2 separate regions of the Homo sapiens genome follow, and region 1 is linked to region 2. A link is a loop called in an ENCODE intact Hi-C map of the cell type or tissue named here. Cell type or tissue: OCI-LY7. All regions are shown on one strand. Each heading gives the region's core, and the rest is flanking DNA. Links, peaks and the distances in the headings are about the cores only.

The links. A loop is a pair of places that touch in the nucleus more often than their neighbours do. Peaks named below come from ENCODE experiments on the same cell type or tissue, not always from the same donor. Only the 100,000 strongest peaks of a DNase experiment are listed, where the experiment ranks them.
Region 1: a loop joins it to region 2, with 4 times the contacts of the local background. A loop is called at or near these places in 5 of 110 quality-filtered maps.

Annotation. Positions count from the first base shown.
Region 1 is chr5:136,797,787-136,808,155 of GRCh38, forward strand. No RefSeq gene overlaps it. Among named protein-coding and RNA genes, the nearest start is that of CTB-1I21.1, 68 kb to the left of the region's middle. In OCI-LY7, for the core only: CTCF peaks have their summits at 4,789 (motif pointing right) and 4,990; a DNase peak (open chromatin) is centred at 4,795.
Region 2 is chr5:137,738,092-137,747,689 of GRCh38, forward strand. HNRNPA0 (heterogeneous nuclear ribonucleoprotein A0) reads right to left here. Exons shown (of 1, transcript NM_006805.4): 1 at 7,560-9,598. Among named protein-coding and RNA genes, the nearest start is that of KLHL3, 6.8 kb to the left of the region's middle. In OCI-LY7, for the core only: CTCF peaks have their summits at 5,141 (motif pointing left) and 5,345; a DNase peak (open chromatin) is centred at 5,110.

The sequences.
Region 1 (10,369 bases), core at 2,992-6,991, 940 kb before region 2:
GCTGCATAGTATTCCATGGTGTATATGTACCACATTTTCTTTATCCATTCCACCATTGATAGTCACCTATGTTGATTCTATGACTATGCTACTATGAATAGTGCTGTGATAAACATTTGAGTGCAGACGTCTTTTTTGGTAGAATGGTTTCTTTTCCTTTGGGCACATAACCAGTGGTGGGATTGCTGAGTTAAATGTCATTTTCAGTTATTTGATAAATCTCCATACTGCTTTCCACAGGGGCTAAACTACAAACAGTATATAAGCATTCCCTTTTCTCCACATACTTGCTAATGTCTGTTTTTGTTTTTTTACTTTTTAATAATATCCATTCTGGCTGGTGTAAGATGGTACCTCATCGTGTTTTAATTTGTATCTCTCTGATAATTTAGTGATGCTGAGCATTTTTTCATATTTTTTGGCCACATATATGTCTTCATGTGTCTGCTCATGTGTTTTGTCCACTTTTTAATGGGGTTATTTGTTTTTTTCTTGTTGATTTAAGTTTCTTATAGATTCTGTAAATTAGTCCTTTCTTGGATGCATAATTTCCAAATATTTTCTTCCATTCTGTAGACTGTCTGCTTACTCTGTTGATAGTTTCTTTTGCCGTGCAGAAGTCCTTTAGTTTAATTAGTCCCAATTGTCAATTTTTGTTTCTGTTGTGTTTGCTTTTGAGGCCTCAAAATAATGAGAGCCATCTATGACAAATACACAGCCAACGTCATACCAAATGGGCAAAAACTGGAAGCATTCTCCCAAAGAACGGGAACAAGACAAGGATGTCCACTCTCACCACTTCTATTCAACATAGCAGTGGAAGTCCTAACCAGGGCAATCAGGAAAAGGAAACAAATAGAAGACCTCCAAATAGGAAAAAAATGAAGTCAAATAATCTGTTTGCTGATGATATGATACTTTACCTAGAAAACCCTAAAGATTCCTCCAAAAGACTCCTAGACCAGATAAATGACTTGAATAAAGTTTCAGGATATAAAATCAATGTACAAAATTAGTAGCATTTCTATACACCAGTAATGTTCAAGCTGAGAACCAAATCAAGAACTCAATTCCATTTACAAAAGCCACAAAAAAAAACAACCTAGGAATACATCTACTAAGGAGGTGAAAGATCTTTACAAGGAGAACTACAAAACACTCCTTAAAGAAGTCGGAGATCAAACAAACAAATGGAAAAAATATTCCATGCTCATGGATTACAAGAATCAATATCATTAAGATGTCTATATTGCCCAAAACAATATACAGATTCAATGCAATTCCTATCAAATTACCAAGGTCAACCTTCACAGAATTATAAAAAATGAATTCTAAAATTCATATGGAACCATGAGTAGCCAAAGAAATCCTCAGCAAAAAGAAAAAAAGCCAGAGACATCACATTACCCAACTTCAAACTATACTACAAGGCCATAGTAACCCAAACTGCTGGTACAGAAATAGACACTGAGATTAATGGAACAGAATAGAGAACCATAAATAAAGCTACACACCTACAACTAACTGATCTTTGACAAAGTCGACCAAAATAAGCATTGAAAAGGACTCCCTATTCAATGAATGATGTTGAAAAAACCGGCTAGCCATATGCAGATGACTATTTAATCCATCTGCCATATGGATCTATAAGAAACTTAAATCAACAAGAAAAAAACAGATAACCCCATTAAACAGTGGACAAAACACATGAGCAGACACTTGAAGACATACATGTGGCCAAAACACATGAAAAAATGCTCAGCATCACTAAATTATCAGAGAAATACAAACTAAAACATGGTGAGGTACCATCTGCCATATGCAGATGGATTAAAGACTTAAACTTAAAACCTCAAACTATAAATTCCTAGAAGAAAACCCAGGAAAAACTATTCTGGACACTGGCTTAAGCAAATAATTTATTATTAGGACCTCAAATTCAATTTTAGGGTAACTTCATTTACTTGGTTTTTTTTCCTTTTAGACTTCCTTTTTAAATGAACTGTAAAGGTAATATTTATTATAGAGATAGTTAGTAATGACAAAGAAGTACAACAGCACAGAAAATACGGATAATCCTAATGCCAGAAATGGTGAGGCAAAGAATTTTGTCATTTTTGGTCATAATTTGGTCAAGGTTTTTTTTTCTTCTATGATTTTTTTCTTCATTTTGAAATGTATTACTCACAGTCCCAGCAAAAGTACAGGATATACTTAAGTTGAGTAACTTGAAGAGAATTTAGTAAACTTACTATTTATAAGAGAGTGGATGGAATATAAGGAAACCACAAGAGATAGTGCAGCACCTAGGGTTTGGTATTAGTGGGGATGACATTGCCACCTGGAGCTTGAGTGGGAGAAGACAATGGTCAGAACCCAAAACAGAGAGAACTGTGTAGGGACCACCTCCTGACAGCAAGAGGAGGTAGTGCAACATCACTGGGAGGAGAATACATGCCTCAGCCTCACTCTTCCCCTTCCCTACCAGTGGCTTCCTCTGGCCAAATACATCAGAAACCAGCAATCAAGGCTGCAGCCCATTTATGCAGCCTACACCCCTGGGCATAGGACAGGGTCAGGGAGTGTAAAGAGTCCAACTAGAGGGGCAAACAGAAGATATCCAGCCCAAACTGCCCAAACACACTTTGCTTTCATTGTATGATATTCGAACATTAAAGATAAAGCAACCTCTCCCCTACAAAGAGGTAAGCATTGTTTTACGTTTAGTGTATGTCTTCCAGACATTTTCCTAGTTTGTTACCTGTATAATATATGTCCTCATAATAGGTGCAATTTTGTTCTGCCTGTGTGGGCATGTGTTTTGTAAACAGTGTGATACAATACGTATTGTTAAAGAACTTGCTTTTTTACTCAACAATTTGTCTTGGACTCTTTTCACATCAGCATGTAGAGACCTGACATTATTTTAATCCCCTGTGTGGCATTCCACAGTGTGGTTGATAGGAGGGCTGTTCTCCAATGTCCTAGTTCTCTCTCTCTCTCTCTCTCTCTCTCTCTCTCTCTCTCTCTCTGGGCACATAGTAGGATGGGAGCATCCCACTCTACTAAACTCAGGTTGCCAGTATGATTGCCTTTGGTCAAGGAGATATAAACCCATGTCCCATATGTCACTCCCAGGCAAAAGCTTTAAGAGCTGACACATGCTTCATCTTTCTCTTTTCACTTGCTGTTGAGACTAGTGGTGTTCTCGACCAGCACTGCCTAGTAAAAAATATAATCTAAGCTGTTATCTAATTTTAAATATTCCGTAAGTCACATTTAAAAAAAGTTAAACACAGGCAAAATTAATTTTAATAATGTATTTCATTTACCCAGTATACCCAAACTATTATCATTTCAACATGCAATCAACACGAAAAACTATTAAATAAATATTTTACACTTTTATACTCAGCCTTTAAAATCCGGTATATAACTTACACTTACAGTGTTTATCAATTCAGACTAGACACATTTCAAGGGCTCAATAGCTCCATGTGGCTAGTAGCTACCATGTGGGACAGTGCAGTTCTGTCTGCATCTTAAGGATGATGGAGCTGAGCCCCAGCTGAAATGTGTTGAGTTACTTTTACTCACACTACAGTGTGAGAAATTTTTTATTGCTTTTTTTAAGGCATCGTGACTTGGATGTTGTTTGCTCCCACAGAATCACCTGATCTGTCCAAACACACATATCGTAATTCATTTAATCATTTCAATATGGGTGGACAAGCAAGTTGTTTCCAATTTTTCACTGTTATAACAAGATGTTGGTGAATATCTTTATGCACATTTTTGTGCTCAGATGGAACTTTTTATATCATAGGCATTTATATATTTTTTTACTTTAACAAATTTAAAAGGCTGTCCAACGTGTTTCAAATTTTCACTTCTATTAGAAATATGTGAAAGTACCCATTTTCCCCATATCCTTACCATTACCTGATATCATCTAATTTTTTATTTCAAATACTTTTTCTATTTGTTTTTATTTACATCTCTTATAGTTGATATAATATACAGCCCATTCTTCTAACATCGTATTTTTATATAATTAAAATTTTCTTGAAACTTTGTTTTTAAATGGCAGCATCAACATGTGGCATAGATATAGCAAGTCAATTTAACCATTTCCCTAGTTTCTTGGATATTCACATTGAGATTACTTCCAAACTTTATTATACATATCACCATAATGAACATCTTTTGTGCAAACAACATTTTATACATTTCACTTAATTTTCCTATGATAAGTTCTAAAAGTGTAGTTACTGGCTTGAAAGGCCCATACACATTTATAGTTCTTGGTATTTGCTAGCAGATTCTTTTTTCTTGCTAGAAAATTTGTATCGATTACAGTCCTTTAGGGAAATTTCAGGTTTTTATATGACATAAATTGAACATTTGCCATTTACAGATGCTTTTAGATACATTCTTGCATCTAATGCTTACAAGGGTTCCATAAGGTGAGCAAAAGGAAAATGACCTGCCAGGGTCACAGCGTAGGTGAGAAGCAATGCTGACATTTGAACTCAGCTTCAGACAACAAATTCAGGTTTGTTTGTTTGTTTTGCTGAATACTTCAATTGCTTCCTTAACATTGACCATGGAAAAATAGGCTTCTTCTTGATCCCCATTTCAGCCACAACTTGTGGCCCCAAGTAACTCATTAGTTTGGGTCTTCAAGGAGAGAGAACTAATATTACCAATGGCTTATTTCTGTAAAAATCCTCCTCCGTGCTTGAAAATAGGAATGTCACTCTATAATTTCAAGATGCCAGGTGAGGGCACTGCTGGCCCATAATTTGTTTCAGAAACAAAACAGAAATGGTCTCAAGAGGAGGCTAACAATTTTTTATATGGTTTCCCTCAGAGAGACACCTTCCACTGAAGGAATATTAAACTGGTGTCTGGCATAGAGAACTGTTTTCCAGTGGGACTCACTGGGGTTCTCTATTTGGCGGATTTATCCACACAGACCAACTTGTTTCAAAATGAAAAGGGAGCCATAATAAAGTAAGATGTTAAGCTGTTTTAGGTGGAAACCACTGCAGATATTTTCTAGTATAGTTCTCACTACTGCAGACAACAATAAAATGCAAATGGGGAAATAGAGCGAAATGCAAAATTTCCTTTTAGAGTTTAATAGAGTTGAGCCTATCAGAAAAGATTAGAAACAACTTCTCAACATTTTTACATTTTGTTCTTTGGATGATGTTGATATATTATAGTTTTAGCTGAAAGGAGAATGTTTGTGTTCTCTGAAGTCATCTATCCCTTGTTGTGATCTGAGCTTCTTTCTTGTCTGGACCATGGCCATAGTGTTCTGATCAGGGTTCCTTCCCCCATTGTCACATCTCCATACCCAACTCACCCTCACTCTGCATACTACATTCTGTATGAACTTTCTAAGGTAAAAGTTGGATCCTTTCACATCCCTTCTCAAAGCTCACCAGTGGTTCACCACCCTCTAGAAGATAAAAGCCTTCACATACCTTATACTACCTTCAAAATGAAGCTTCTACCCACTTTCCAGCTTCATATTATGCCATGCTTCCTGCATCCCCTCGTAATACTGTGCTCCAGTCACACTGAACTTCTTGCCTTCTGCTGTGGTCTGAATATGTCCCCACAAATTCACATGTAGGAAAATTAATCCCCAATGCAACAGTGTTGGGAGGTGGGACCTAATTGGTGGTGTTTAGATATGAGGGCAGAGCCCTCATGAATAATTAATGCCACCATAAGAAGCTCTTAAAGAAGTAAATTCACTCTCTTTTGATCTTCTGCTATGTGAGAACGCAATGTTCCTCCCCTTCAGCAGACACGGCAACAAGGTATGAGTTTGGTGCAAAAGTAATTGTGGTTTTTGTCCTTTCTTCCAATGGCAAAAACTGCAATCACTTTTGCAGCAACCTAATACCATCTTGGAACCAGAGACTGAACCTGCCAATGGCATGATCTTGGACTTCCTAGTCTCTAGAATTGTAAGAAATATACTTCTGTCATTTATAAAATATCCAGTCTCAAATATTCTGCTATAGCAGCACAAAATGAACTAAGATGCCTTCCCCCAAATGTGCTCTGCTCTTTAATATCACCAAAGTTTTATACCTACTCTTTTTTCTGCATAAGAGTTTATTCATTATTTTACTCAACCTACCAATCCCTCTCACTCTTTAAAACCCAGCTAGCAGGTCACCTTTCTAGGATATTTTTTCCCAAATCTCCAGATATAATCACTTGTATCAGTCAAGGTTCTCCAAAGAAACAGAACCAATAGGACACACACACACACACACACACGCACACACACATGCACACACACAGATACAGATAATAGATATCAATATGTGAGAGGGGGCCAGATGCCATGGCTCACTCTGTAATTCCAGCAGTTTAGGAGGCCGAGGTGGGTTGGATCACTTGAGCTCAGGAGTTTGAGACCAGCATGGGCAACATGGCAAAACCCCATATTTACAAAAACATGCAAAAATTAGGCAGGCATGGTGGCATGTGCCCATAGTCCCAGCTACTTGGGAGGCTGAGGTGGGAGGATCACTTGAACCTGATCCTGTGGAGGTTACAGTAAGCCAAGATGGCACCACTGCACTCCAGCCTAGGCAACAGAGCCAGACCATGTCTCAAAAATTTATATCTATCTATCTATCTATCTATCTATCTATCTATCTATCTATCTATGGGTATTTATTATGGGAATTGGCTTACATAATTTTGGAGGCTAAGCAGTCCCACAGTTTTTGATCTGCAAGCTGGAAAATCAGGGAAGCCAGCAGCCTGGCTCAGTCCAAGTCTGAAGGCCGAAGAACTGGGAGAGCTGAATGTGTAACTCTCAGTTCAAGGCCAAAGGCCTTGGTTGGGGGAGGGATTTGTGCAAGTTGCAGAGTTCAAAGGTGAGATAATCTTGAGTTCTGATATCCAAGGGCAGAAGATGAGTGTCCCAGCTCAAGAAGAGAGAACAAATTCAGTTTTCCTCTGCCTTTTTGTTCTATCTGGTCCCTTAATGGATTGGATGGTGCCTGCTCACACTTGGTGAGGGCAGATCTTTCTTACTCAGTCTACTGATTCAAATGTCAACCTCTCTCAGAAACACCCTCACAGACATACACAGAAATAATGCTTTACCAGCTATCTGAGTATCCCTTAATTCAGTCAAGTTGACACCTAAAATTAACCATCACATGACTCCTCTATTGGTACTCCCATGAGTGATCTTAGGACTACATTATGTTGCTATTTCTTATTTTGAGTGCCTATCAGTACCTCTGTACAGAGAGCTCCTACACGAAAGAGATCATATCTAATTCATCATCGAATTCCAAACCTAAGCTTACACTTGGCACATAATAGACCCTCAATAAACTATTATTATTTACATTTTGGTAGATAAAGAGGTTTTTCATGTCAGTAATCTGGCAGCATGCCATATACACCATTCTAAAATTTTATGGAGGTTCTGAGATATCATTATTCATAACTTTACAATTCATACTTACAAAGATGTTTGTGCTTACTTTTACTTCTATCTTCTTCTGGATTATTTGGTTTGGGCAGAAGGGGAGAGGATATCTGAGGTTAGAATTTGGTCCAATGCCAGCACAGGTTTTTTTTTAAAAAGAGATGGAATTTAAGTAAAGGGAGGAAGATTTCCCAAAGGGTAAGAAGGGAAACCTGCTCTGAGTATTTAACAGAAGAAAGCAGAAAGATTAAAGTGGAGAAGGAAGCAAGAATCCTTGAGAACAGTTTTGCCACATTGTAGGGAAGAGAGATGGGAGAGAACAGGAGTGAATTAGGGAGGAGAGAGAGAAGTGAGTTTAGGCATTTATTCCTCTTCCTACAACTTCTATTTCTGCCCCCAGTGGCAGATATTAGCAGTGGTGAAAGACAATTGCAAAGTTCTACCAACTCGCCATATTCGTTTAGATGGTAATAAACTCTGCATGATCATTACATCTCAAAATGTAGAAAGTCACTAAAGGGAACATTATACATTCAGAGATCTATAAAGCTTGTCACTACAGAGTGTATACTATTTTAATGAGTCTTAAACTCTTTACACAGGCCCTATATCCACACAGAGTCATAACCAATAGCCTATAAAAACACATGCCTGCACGTGTGTGCACACACACAAATATGGCATCTCACACATCTATTATCCCACCTGGGGCATGACTGTATTTTCCTACTGATGGATTGAGCTCTTGGGTTGAGATGAACCATCTGTCTCCCAAATGGATTTCTAGTACTTCAATCACATCTCCAGTAATCACTTTCCCTAAACACATTAGTGGGAAATGATGTAAAAAATAATTAAGCATAACTATCCAGTGCATTAGAAATTGATGGTATCTATGTTGTGTAAATTAGAGACATGTATCTGGTTGATACATGTCTATCTATCTGGTTGAGAAACATATCCAAGAAAATGGAGCAATGGCTCTCAACTACATGGATGTCACTCTTTTTGGCAGAAAAAATATTGCTTCTTACTCCTTTAGTGCACTCTCAATACACACTTTTTTTCAGTAAATTTTACCTTACCCATAGACATAACCCCTGAGAAAACAACTAAACAAGACATATAGGGGAGGGGGGGAGGGGGGCATGTTCTATGAGTATGTCTGTGGGGATGAGGTGGGGGTGGGGGCTACATGCACATAGCACTCAGCATTTTTTTCCACACAGGTTGAGTCCCCAGTGGAAACAAGAAATTGGGCTAGGAACTGTGTGTACCATTTTGCTCTTTGGCTATAAAATACGAGAAAAGTGTTTACCAGAATTCAAAGGCCTCAGTGATTAATAACACATAGCAAACTTTGACTCTGCATAAAGCACATTTATTCAAGCACATGAGAGAAAAAACATTATGGGATCCATTAGAATATTCTACAGGATTGGTGAAAGGCTATTTTATTGCGAAGATGCAGAGGAATAGCAAATCTTTGAAGACAATTTACTACAGAGATCAGAAAAAGAGTTTAGAAAATTGTTTTTATATTTAAGAAGATGCTATGAGGTGTGACCTCTCTGGAACAGAAAGAGAACTCCACAAGGTTAAAATGCAGTTAAAATACTTTAATGCGGTTTCAAAAGTTTCTAGGAAAACCTAAACTGAACAGATAACATAATAAGATGGAAGAAAAAATAAAATGTAGATTTTCTGTAAACCAAAAGTACAGAATTAAATCTATATTGGAGGCATTAAAGATCAGAAGTGGCAGAAAAATTCAATTTAGTGATAGAAACAGCAAACTTTAAAGTATGTTTAATAATTAGAGGAATGGGATAAATATTAAGATGGGAGTGATTATATATAGAGAGAAAACAGAGGCTAAACATTCCACCTAATAATTATATGAATTTCTAAGGAAAAATCCGGAATCATTAATATTGAATCAATACTGGAGAACATAGTTGAAGAACGTTCTGCATAGTTTTTTAAGGAGAATTTTAATAGGAAGATATTAGGGTGAGAAATCTTACTACATTCTCAGATAGAATCAAAGAAAATGACCCAAATTCAGATGTAAGTCTAAAATGGAATATTTTAATTATAAGTAAAAATAAAATTCTATAAGCATCCTTTCAGATGATCCACAAATGACCTGCAAAGAAATATATATCTGTATGATGATACACTTTTCCTCTGTGATACTAAGTTATAGAGAAAAAGAGAGAAATGGTTTTGAGGGGATAACAATAGAATACAATAATTCATATGTGAAAGCAACAGGAAAATACTCTCAGGTACACATGTTAAATAAATGTACCATCCACACGTCTATCTTTAAAATAATACTTGAAGAAATAGCTTCAATTGGCAAAATGACTCATAAGTCAAGAACCAGGATAACTTGTATAAAAGCATGGCAATTTCTTCTTCAATTCAAAGTCTCTGCCTTTAGGAAATAATTTTATATGCTATGATTTGTTATACAAAGATATTAATTGAAGCATTATTTCTTTTAGTTAAATGTTATAAACAAGCAAACTGACCAATATTTTCAAAATGTCCAAATGACAGATTATTCTTCAGTCATTGAAAGTAATATTGAGGAAAAAATTTAAGTATGTGAAAAAACACAAGAAAAAGTTAAATGAAGAAAACATGATAGAAGTTTGTTATGCAAAATAATATTTATTATGTAAAAACACAAAAGAAAATAGATCAGAAGAAAATATATTTGATGTCAACTATGGTGCCTCTAAATAGGAGGATTAGGATTGAGCTTTATGCTTTAATGCAGGTTCAAAAGTTTCTAGGAAAACCTTGAAGATAGGGATGGAGAAAGCAGAAAGAATCAAACTTTTAGAACTAGAAAAGACTTTAGAGATTGTCTAGTAT
Region 2 (9,598 bases), core at 3,069-7,068:
GGTAGACAGAATAGAGAACACTCAGAAGAGGCCATTTAGAAAAGAAAGGTCATCTTAAGCAAAAAGAACAAAACTGGAGGCACCACATTAACTGACTTCAAACTATACTACAAGGCTACAGTAACCAAAACAGTATGGTATTGGTACAAAAACAGACACATAGACCAATGGAACAGAAAAGAGAACCCAGAAATAAAGCTGTTCACCTACAACCAACTGATTTTCGACAAAGTCAACAAAAATAAGCAATGGGGAAAGGACTTCAATAAATGATGCTGGGATAACTGGCTATCCATATGCAGAAGAAACTGGACCCTATCACCATATATAAAAATTAACTCAGGCACAGTGGCTCATACCTGTAATCCCAACACTTTGGGAGGCCAAGGCGGGCAGATCACCTGAGGTCAAGAGTTTGAGACCAGCCTGGCCAACCTGGTAAAACCCCATCTTTACTAAAAATACTACAATTAGCCAGGTGTGGTGGCATGTGCCTGTAGTCTCAGCTACTTGGGAGCCCGAGGCAGGAGGATCACTTGAACCTGGGAGGCAGAGGTTATAGTGAGCCAAGACTGCACCACTGCACTCCAGCCTGGGTGACAGAGCAAGACTCTGTCTCAAAAAATAAAATAAAATAAACCCAAGATGGAGTAAACAATTAAATGTAAGACCTAAAACTATTTAAAAAAGGAAAAAAACCTAGGAAATACCCTTCTAGCAATGCAGCAAAAGCAAAAATTGACAAGTAAGACCTAATTAAACTAAAGAGCTTCGTATAGCAAAAGAAACTATCAACAGAGTAAACAGACAATGTACGGAATAGGAGAAAATATTCATAAACTGCATCTGACAAAGGTCTAATATGCAGAATCTATAAGGAATTTAATTCAACAAGCAAAAAACATGTAAACCCATTTTTAAAAGTGGGCAATGGACATGAACAGACGTTTCTCAAAAGAAGACATACAAACAGCCAACAAACATGAAAAAATGCTCATCGTCACTACTCACCAGAGAAATGCAAATCAAAACCACAATGAGATACCATCTCACACCAGTCAAAATGACCATTATTAAAAAGTCTAAAAATAACAGATGTTGTCAAGGCTGTGGAGGAAAGGGAATGCTTATACACTGCTGGTGAATGTAAATTAGTTCAGCTACTATGGAAGGCAGTCTGGAGATTTCTCAAAGAACTAAAAATAGAACCACCATTCGACCCAGCAATCCCATTACTAGGTATATGCTCAAAAGAAAATAAACCATTCTGCCAAAAAGGCACATGCACTTGTATGTTCATCGCAGCACTATTCAAAATAGCAAAGACAAAAAATCAAGTTAGGTGCCCATCAATGGTGGACTGAATAAAGAATGTGTGGTATATATATACCAAGGAATACTACACAGTCATAAAAAAAGAATAAAATCATGTCCTCTGTGGCAACATGAAAGCAGCGAGAGGCCATTATCCTATGTGAATTAGTGCAGAAATAGAAAACCAAATGTCACACATTCTCAGTTATAAGTGGGAGCTAAACATTGGGTACATATGGACATGAAGATGGGAACAATAGATACTGGGGACTACTAGAGGATGGAGGGAGGGAAAAGGGGTTATATGATTTGGATGTTGGTAGCCTCCAAATCTCATGCTGGAATGTAATCCTCAGTGTTAGAGTTGGAGATAGGGCCTAGTGGGAGGTGCTTGGGTCATAGGGGCAGATCACTCATAATAGTTTCACACTGTCCCCATAATAAAGAGTTTTCACTCTGAGTTCACTCGAGATCTGGTTGTTTAAAAGTGTGTGGCACCTTCCTCCTCACTCTCTTGCCTCTGCTCTCATCACGTGATATACCAGCTCCCCCTTTGCCTTCCACCACAATTGTAAGCTTCCTGAGGCCTCCCCGGAAGCAGATGCCAGCACGCTTCCTGTACAGCCTGCAGAGCCATGAGGCAATTAAACCTCTTTTCTTTATAAATTACCAAGCCTCAGGTATTTCTTTATAACAACACAATAACCACCTAATACAAGGAGCAAGCCTAAAAAGGTAGTTGAAAAGCTACCTATTGGGTACCATGCTCATTACCTAGGTGACAGGATCATTCATACCCCAAACCTCAGCATCATGCAAGATACCCATGTAACAAACCTGTACATGTACCCCTCGATCTAAAATTAAAGATGAAATTTAGGAAAAAAAAAAAAAAGGAAGAAAGGTTATCTAGCAAAACCAGGGGCAGAGCTGAGTCAAGAAGCAAAGTCTCCAGACTCCTGGCACAAAGTTCCTACCCCCAATATTTTCCAGTTTCAGAAACACATTTTACATTTTCTACCTTATTATCCAAATGTTCTCTGGACCACAGTCTGAACCTGTTTGCTCTATGCTAATTTTCCTGACTGGACTTCAGATTAAGGACAGTTGCTATTGGAGTCCTGCAGTAGAGGAGAGTCAAAATAATCAATGTGGTATCTGTCTGGAGAAAAAGGTCCCATCCTCAGATTGCTCAGCAATAATAGTGTCTTAGTCCAGCAGGCCCCAACCTTTTTGGCACCAGGGACCAGTTTCATGGAAGGCAACTTTTCCAAGGATGGGGGTGGGGGGTCAGGGGGGATGATGGTTTCAGGATGAAACTGTTCCACCTCAGATCATCAGGCATTAGATAGCTTCTCAAGGAGCGCACAACCTAGATCCCTTGCACACACAGTTCACAATAGGGTTCATGCTCCTAGGAGAATCTAATGCCACTGCTGAGCTGACAGGAGACAGAGGTCAGGTGGTCATGCTCGCTTGCCGGCTGCTCACCTCCTGCTGTGCATCCCAATTCTTAACAGGCCATGGACCAGTACCAGTCTGTGACCTAGGGACCACTGTCTTAGCCCAGTCCTTCCCACACCCCAGCCTTCTTCTACAGCTTATCAAAAGTCCCTAGTGGCCCCAGATCTCTACCCCAAAGCAATGTATTCAGCCATCTACACCAACTTTGTTTAGAATCATTCAGCTCTTATGTGGCTTAGGAAGAAACCATGTTGGGAGGAGAAACTTTTTTAAGCTAGGTTTTATCTAGAAAGTTCTCTCTTCCATACTCTATCTCTGTACAGGGAGCCAGTTAAATTTATCTGAAGACAGCTAAGCCAATCATTCTTCCTTGTAAATGCTCTTTTTCTTTTCTTGCCTTTACCCTCCTTCTCCAGGACATCAGTTCCTCACATTTGCAGGCACCATAACACAGTACAATGGTCCCACACCTAGCTGTGCATCAGAACCATCTGCCCAGCTGGTTAAAATGGTAGGTGTCAGATCAATAGGCATGAAGAAAAGTTTTTAGGGTTATAGAAATGTTCCGTATCTTGACTGTGGTAATACCTACACAACTGTATACAAGTACTGCATTTCATTAAACTATACACTTAAAATGGGTTTATTTATGCAAATTATACCTCAATAAATCTGGAAAAATGAAAAAACACTACAGGGTCCGGCTCTTCCTCACACCCATAGAATCAGGGCCTGAGGAACAGGAATTTTTTTAATTTTTTTCCTTTAGTTTTAGAGACGGGGTCTCTCTATGTTGCCCAGGCTGGTCTCGAACTCCTTGGGCTCAAGCAGTGCTCCCGCCTCAGCCTCCCAAAACGCTGGGATGGACAGGTGTGAGCTATCGCACCCACTAGGAACGGGAATTTTAATGAACTTCGTAGGTGACTCTAATGCACAGCTAGATGCAAACATCACCTGAACAATGAAAAGAGCCCAGACCATTAAAATCAGACAGGGCAAGGTCCAAATGTACTTACCAGAAACATGACCCTAGGCAAGTTACAAGCTTCGATTTTTCTCATTCGAAAAAAGGTGAGAACAATAGTACCTACTTCACAGCATTGTTAGGTTAGAATGTAAAGCACTTAGCTGAGAGCCTGGCCTATAATAAGCACTCAGCAACCATTAGTAGCTATGATTTTCATTGTCTGTGCCAATGCTACCGAACCTGAGCACTCGGTCCTAGGTTCAAGAAGAAAATTAACCAGGGTAGGGCCTCTCCTGGAGCTATTTTCACATCTCCACTGGTTACTATTACCAACAGGTCAGCAAGGAGTAGACAAGACCAAAGCTAAATTAAGGTCCACCCACACCTGTATCACCAAAATGCCCTCTCATATTCAGGAGCACTTGCCAAGTGCCCTCAGACAGCCAGGCAGAAACTGAAAAGGAACTTGAGACCCCAAAAAGTCAAAAGAGAAACAAAACAGCACCTTATCCAGAGGAATAAGGACTCTTCCTCTGAAGGTAAAAGAATTCACGCCAAGTAGATTCCAGAGTATAATCACTCATGCCATTTGTGTTGCATTTTTAAGCTTACAAAGTGCTTCATATCCATCATCTCCTTTGACTTAAGACAACATCCCCTGAATGGTAATAATAGCTCCCATTCCTTGAATATTTACTCTGGGCCAGACCCTGTATTCCACACTTCACATGTACCCTTGTCATTTAATTCTCACAACCCTGTAGGACTATTATTTCTCTTTTAAACATGAGAGAATCGAGGTTCTGAGAGTTAAATAACTTGAACCAAGGCCCCACAGTTAGTAAATGGCAAAGCTGGAATTTGAACCCAGGTCTGCCTGACCTAAGAGACCACTATTAGCTATACACAGAATGTACTACCCCTATCTTACTGTCTCCATTTTAGAGATAAGCTAATTGAGACAGAGAGAAAAGGTAACTGGCTCAAAACTACTTAGAGAGCCAACCTCAGTGCAGAACCAGACCCTCAGATGCCTGGCCTAATGCCTTTTTCACCTTACCTCTGGATGAGGAAAAACAGCTTTGAACCCCTAAAGATATTACATACAAGCTGGCATCCAAGGCTTCCAAACAGCTACTATAATAAAGTCCTTCCACCTGGATTCATCTGGGCACCTAGCTTATTAACCAGGACTAGCCAAAGAATGCTCTTGGGGAAAGCTGGAAGAGTACCACTGGAACCCAAGGGAATTAAAAAAAAAAAAAAAAAAAAGGCGGGTGGGTGGGGGGCAGACCAACTAAAGCAACAAGCAGAGTGCTTCACACAGACCAGCACACTGGTCTCTGAGTCTTCCCATGAATCTGCAACCTACAACTGGTGCCCTCTGCTGGCAAAAGTATACATCTCTTCATAACAAAAGTAAAACCTAATTACTACAACTGGGGCTTAAGAAGGAAAAAAATATATGCTTCCTTCACAGACATTCTATTCAGGAATGAACATTATTTCTTACTTACAACTTTCCAATAGGCATATGCAACTTTAAATTGACTGCAATGATCCTCTCCTCTATCTGCTGCCCCTGCCTCACGCCTGCAGTTCTTTCCTTTCGGGATCCAAAGAAAATTGGGCTGTTTTACATAAAAAGGTAAAATATAAATGAATGATGCAAAGCCCTAAAGTCAAGAATACAGTGATGTGTATGTGGGTGAGATCAGGTCTGCACATCTAGCAAGTACAGAGAATTGAGGCAGGCACACACTTGAAGTGATATAAAACCCATGGGCACGTATGCTCAAACATTTTGGTAAATCTCTACCTTCGTAAAATAGCATGCTTATGATTCAGTCAACTAAGTCTCACTGAATATCTACTATGCAGGCTGTACCAGAGACTGACAACATAAATCCTATATTAATATAATTCCAAAGAGCACACAAGCTGTTTGAGAAAATTAGACATAGGCATATACAATGGTAAAAAGTATGAGAGTCAAGTACAGAAAGGGTATCATGGAAACTTGGTGGGAGAAGAGGCAACTTCCAGTTGGGGAGAGGGTGGATGACATGAGAATAGAAATAAATTGAGAACTTAATAATTCTATGGAGTTTTTAAAAGGTATTCATAATTGTAAATATTTGCAAATAGGTAATTTCAACGTCCCATGATTTCATTTAAAAAATTTTTTTGGCCGGGCATGGTGGCTCACACCTGTAATCCCAGCACTTTGGGAGGACAAGGAGAGAGGACCGCTTGAGCACAGTAGTTTTGAGACCAGCCTGGGGAACATGGTAAGACCTCATCTCTACAAAAAAAATTTTAAAACTTAACCAGGCATAGTGGTGTGCACCTGTAGTCCTAGCTACTTGGAAGGCATGGGCAGAGGGATCACCTGAGCCCAGGAGTTTGAGGCTGCAGTGAGCCATGATTGCACCACCACTGTGCTACAGCCTGGGCAACAGGGCAAGCCCTTGTCTTTAAAAAAATATTTAAAAGATACAATTTTTTCATCCCACTACTTTAATATACTTACATATTTATTATGTTAAATAATATATTTTTTCATTACAATTTCTATTGTGGTAAAATATACATTAAATTTGCCATTTTAGGCCAGGTGTGGTGGCTCACACTTGTAATCCCAGGATTTTGGTAGGCTGAGGTGGGAGGATCACTTGAGCCCAGGAGTTCAATACTAGCCTGGGCAATATAGCAAGACTCCATCTCTACAAAAAGATTTTTTAAATTAGCTAGCTGTGGTGGCGCGTGCCTGTAGTCAGTTCTAGCTACGGGGGAGGCTGAGGTGGGAGGATCACTTGAGCCCACAGTTCGAAGCTCCAGTGAGCTATGATCATGCCACTGCACTCCAGCCTGGGCACCAGAGTAAGACCCGGCCTCCAAAAAAAAGAAAAAAAGCCATTTTAACCATTTTTAAATATACGATTCATCAGCATTAAGTACATTCATAATGTTGTATAACAATCACCACTATCCATTTTCAGAACTTTCTCAACATCTGAAAAGAAATTCTGTATCCCTTAAACAGTAATTTCCCATTTCTATCTCTCTGAATTTGCCTACTCTGGGTACCTCATTTAAGTGCAATCATAGTATGTCCTTTTGTGCAGGCTTATTTCACTTGGCATGTTTTCATTCATCTTGTAGCATATACCAGAAATTTATTCTTTCTTATGGCTGAATATTCCATTGTATGTATATACCACATCTTGTTAATTCATTCACCTGATAACACTGAGTTAATATTTCACCTTTTGACAGACCACAGTTAACATTTCCCTAATATTTGACATTTAGTTTCCAATTTTTTGCTACGTCATAATTTTTATGCAAAGACTGTTTTCCTTTCAATAAATTTTTCAATAAACTGTTCTGTTAAGGTTAAATTCCTAGTAATGGTGTCCCAGAGCATATGAATACTTTAATAGTTCTTAATAAATAAATCCATAATTTTACTCTCCTCATTTGCCATTTTTCATAACCTGATGGACAAATTCCGGTCAGCAGTTTGTTACAAATGTATAAAGTGTGACAAAACCAAATGGAGGGAAGCTTTTGGAGAAAGAAAAGGAATTAACAAAGCAGAAACAGCTCAGAAGAGCTCTCCACTAGACAGAGCTGGCTGACTTCTGTGACAGGTTGCCCAACTGCTCCTTCTATCCATAACCTGATGTTTTCCAATTAACTTGGTGACTCTTTGAAAAAAAAAAAAAAAATCTGCCTGTGTCAGGGATCCCCCGGACCAAGCCCATATTGAGATTTGATAGAAGGGTTCACAAAACTCAGCACTGCTAAGTATCGTACTCATGGCTAAAGTTTATTACAGTGACACAGTAAGTGTACACAGTTGGATCATACAGGAAAAAGACATAAGCAGAATCTGGAGGAATCCATGTGCAGGCTTCTTTAGGATCTCTCCCTCCCATGAAGATTCACACAGAGCACATTTTTATACGAGGGATGTTTCTGCCTAGGGACTCAGTATGCAAGGTTTTCATTGGGAGTTTGGTCATATAGACATCCTTTACCTGGCATGTACCAAAATTCCATACTCCCAGAAGGAAAGCAGGTGTTTAGCATAAATCATCTTGTTTGAACAGTCTAGGTACAGTGAACCACCTTTATTAGTGAACAGTGAGAATACCCCTAAATCCACGTGTTCAGATAAGGGCCAACCATGCAAGTAGGCCACTCTAAAAGATACCAGCCTCAGGCCAGATATAACTTTTTCTGCACACCCCCAATTCAAGATTCATTTTGGCCAAAAAGCAGCATCTCTCAACATATATATGTAGATACCTATGGTAGAGTTGAAAAGATTGTGGATCACTTATACCTTATCCAAGTAGTTCTGATTGCTTTCCTTATAAACCTTCATTGAAAGCAGCTGTATGAAAGGAATAGGAATTTTGGGAAACACATCTTTTAAAATTCAAATCAGATCATGGAACTCCTCTGCTCAAAACTGAAATGGTTCACCATTCATTTAGTGAAAACCAAAATCCTTACAACAACCTACAAATCCCTACATGATCTGGCCCCTCTGGCCTCATTATTCCTTTCCTCCTCTTCCTTCAGGTCCAACAACCCTGAACAATTTGCATTTCTTCAGAGGCCAGACACAGTCCTGCTTCAGGGCTTTTGCTCTTCCTAATCCTCTACCTAGAATGCTCTTCCCATACCTATATTGCTCACTCCCACATTTCCTTCAAGTCTTTGCTCAAATGTCACTTTCTGAGAGACCTACCCATACCACCTATTTTAAAGTATGCTATCCTCACAAACATCCCTTGCAACAATCGCCATTCCTCACCCTAATTTTTTCTATACTTCTCATCTTCTAACATACCATATAATTGATTATGTCTTATTGCCTGTCTCTCCCCAGTAAAATATAAGCTCTTTGAGGGCAGGGATTTTTGTCTTTTTCTTCTGTATTTCCAGCACAATCACCCAGCAGAAGAGTAACAAATTTTAACTTGACATACTAAGAAACAGGGAGGCACTGAATTTAGGGATAGTAACCTAGTGCAAATAGCTAGATCTTCACGTTTGGTGGTGTGGGAAGATCAAGTCATAAGAAAATGTGAAAGAAGTTTTTTTTTTTAATTTCACTGAAGAGATGACCACAGTATATTCAGTTATTGAAGAGTTTTAATAAAAGGAACTATTTACAAGGGTATGGGCACAGTTAAGGCAAATCAACAAGGTTTGAACCTTCTTGGGACTAGAGAATCTAGCAATAGGAGACAGTTACGAGAAGCCAGAAAAGACCTAGAGCTATAAGAGGGCCACTGGAGCAGAGCTGTGGCCACTCACAATCTCTTGCTAAGTATATGAGAAAGAGAAGGAGCAAATATTTCAGCCTCACTTTTCTATCACTGTCCAAACCCACCATGAATAAAGCCAGAAAAGAGAGTATGCAGTTCTTTATTTGTCAGCCTCCCAGGAACACAGAACAAGAGAGATAAAGATGGAAAATAGATCAGGAAGGGCAAAAAGAATATCCAGCACAATGGCCATTTTGTAAAGCTATATGCGCAAGACACAATGCTTCAATGTGCTACCAGCATCTTCAACTATGTCCAAATCTTCCCTCTAAATCTTCTCTTCCTATTACCAGTGGCATCACCATCCTCTCACACAGTAATTTTGATTAATCTACTCTCTCTTCCTCATTCTTCATATATCCAAATATTTGTCAATTATGCTTTCACAACTTACCTCAACTTCTTTGTCAGTCTATTTCCATTGCTCTTTGTTCATGCTCTCATTCTCTTACCTGGTTAACATCAGTTGTCTTAGCAAACTTGCCACTTTGAAACATCCCCCACT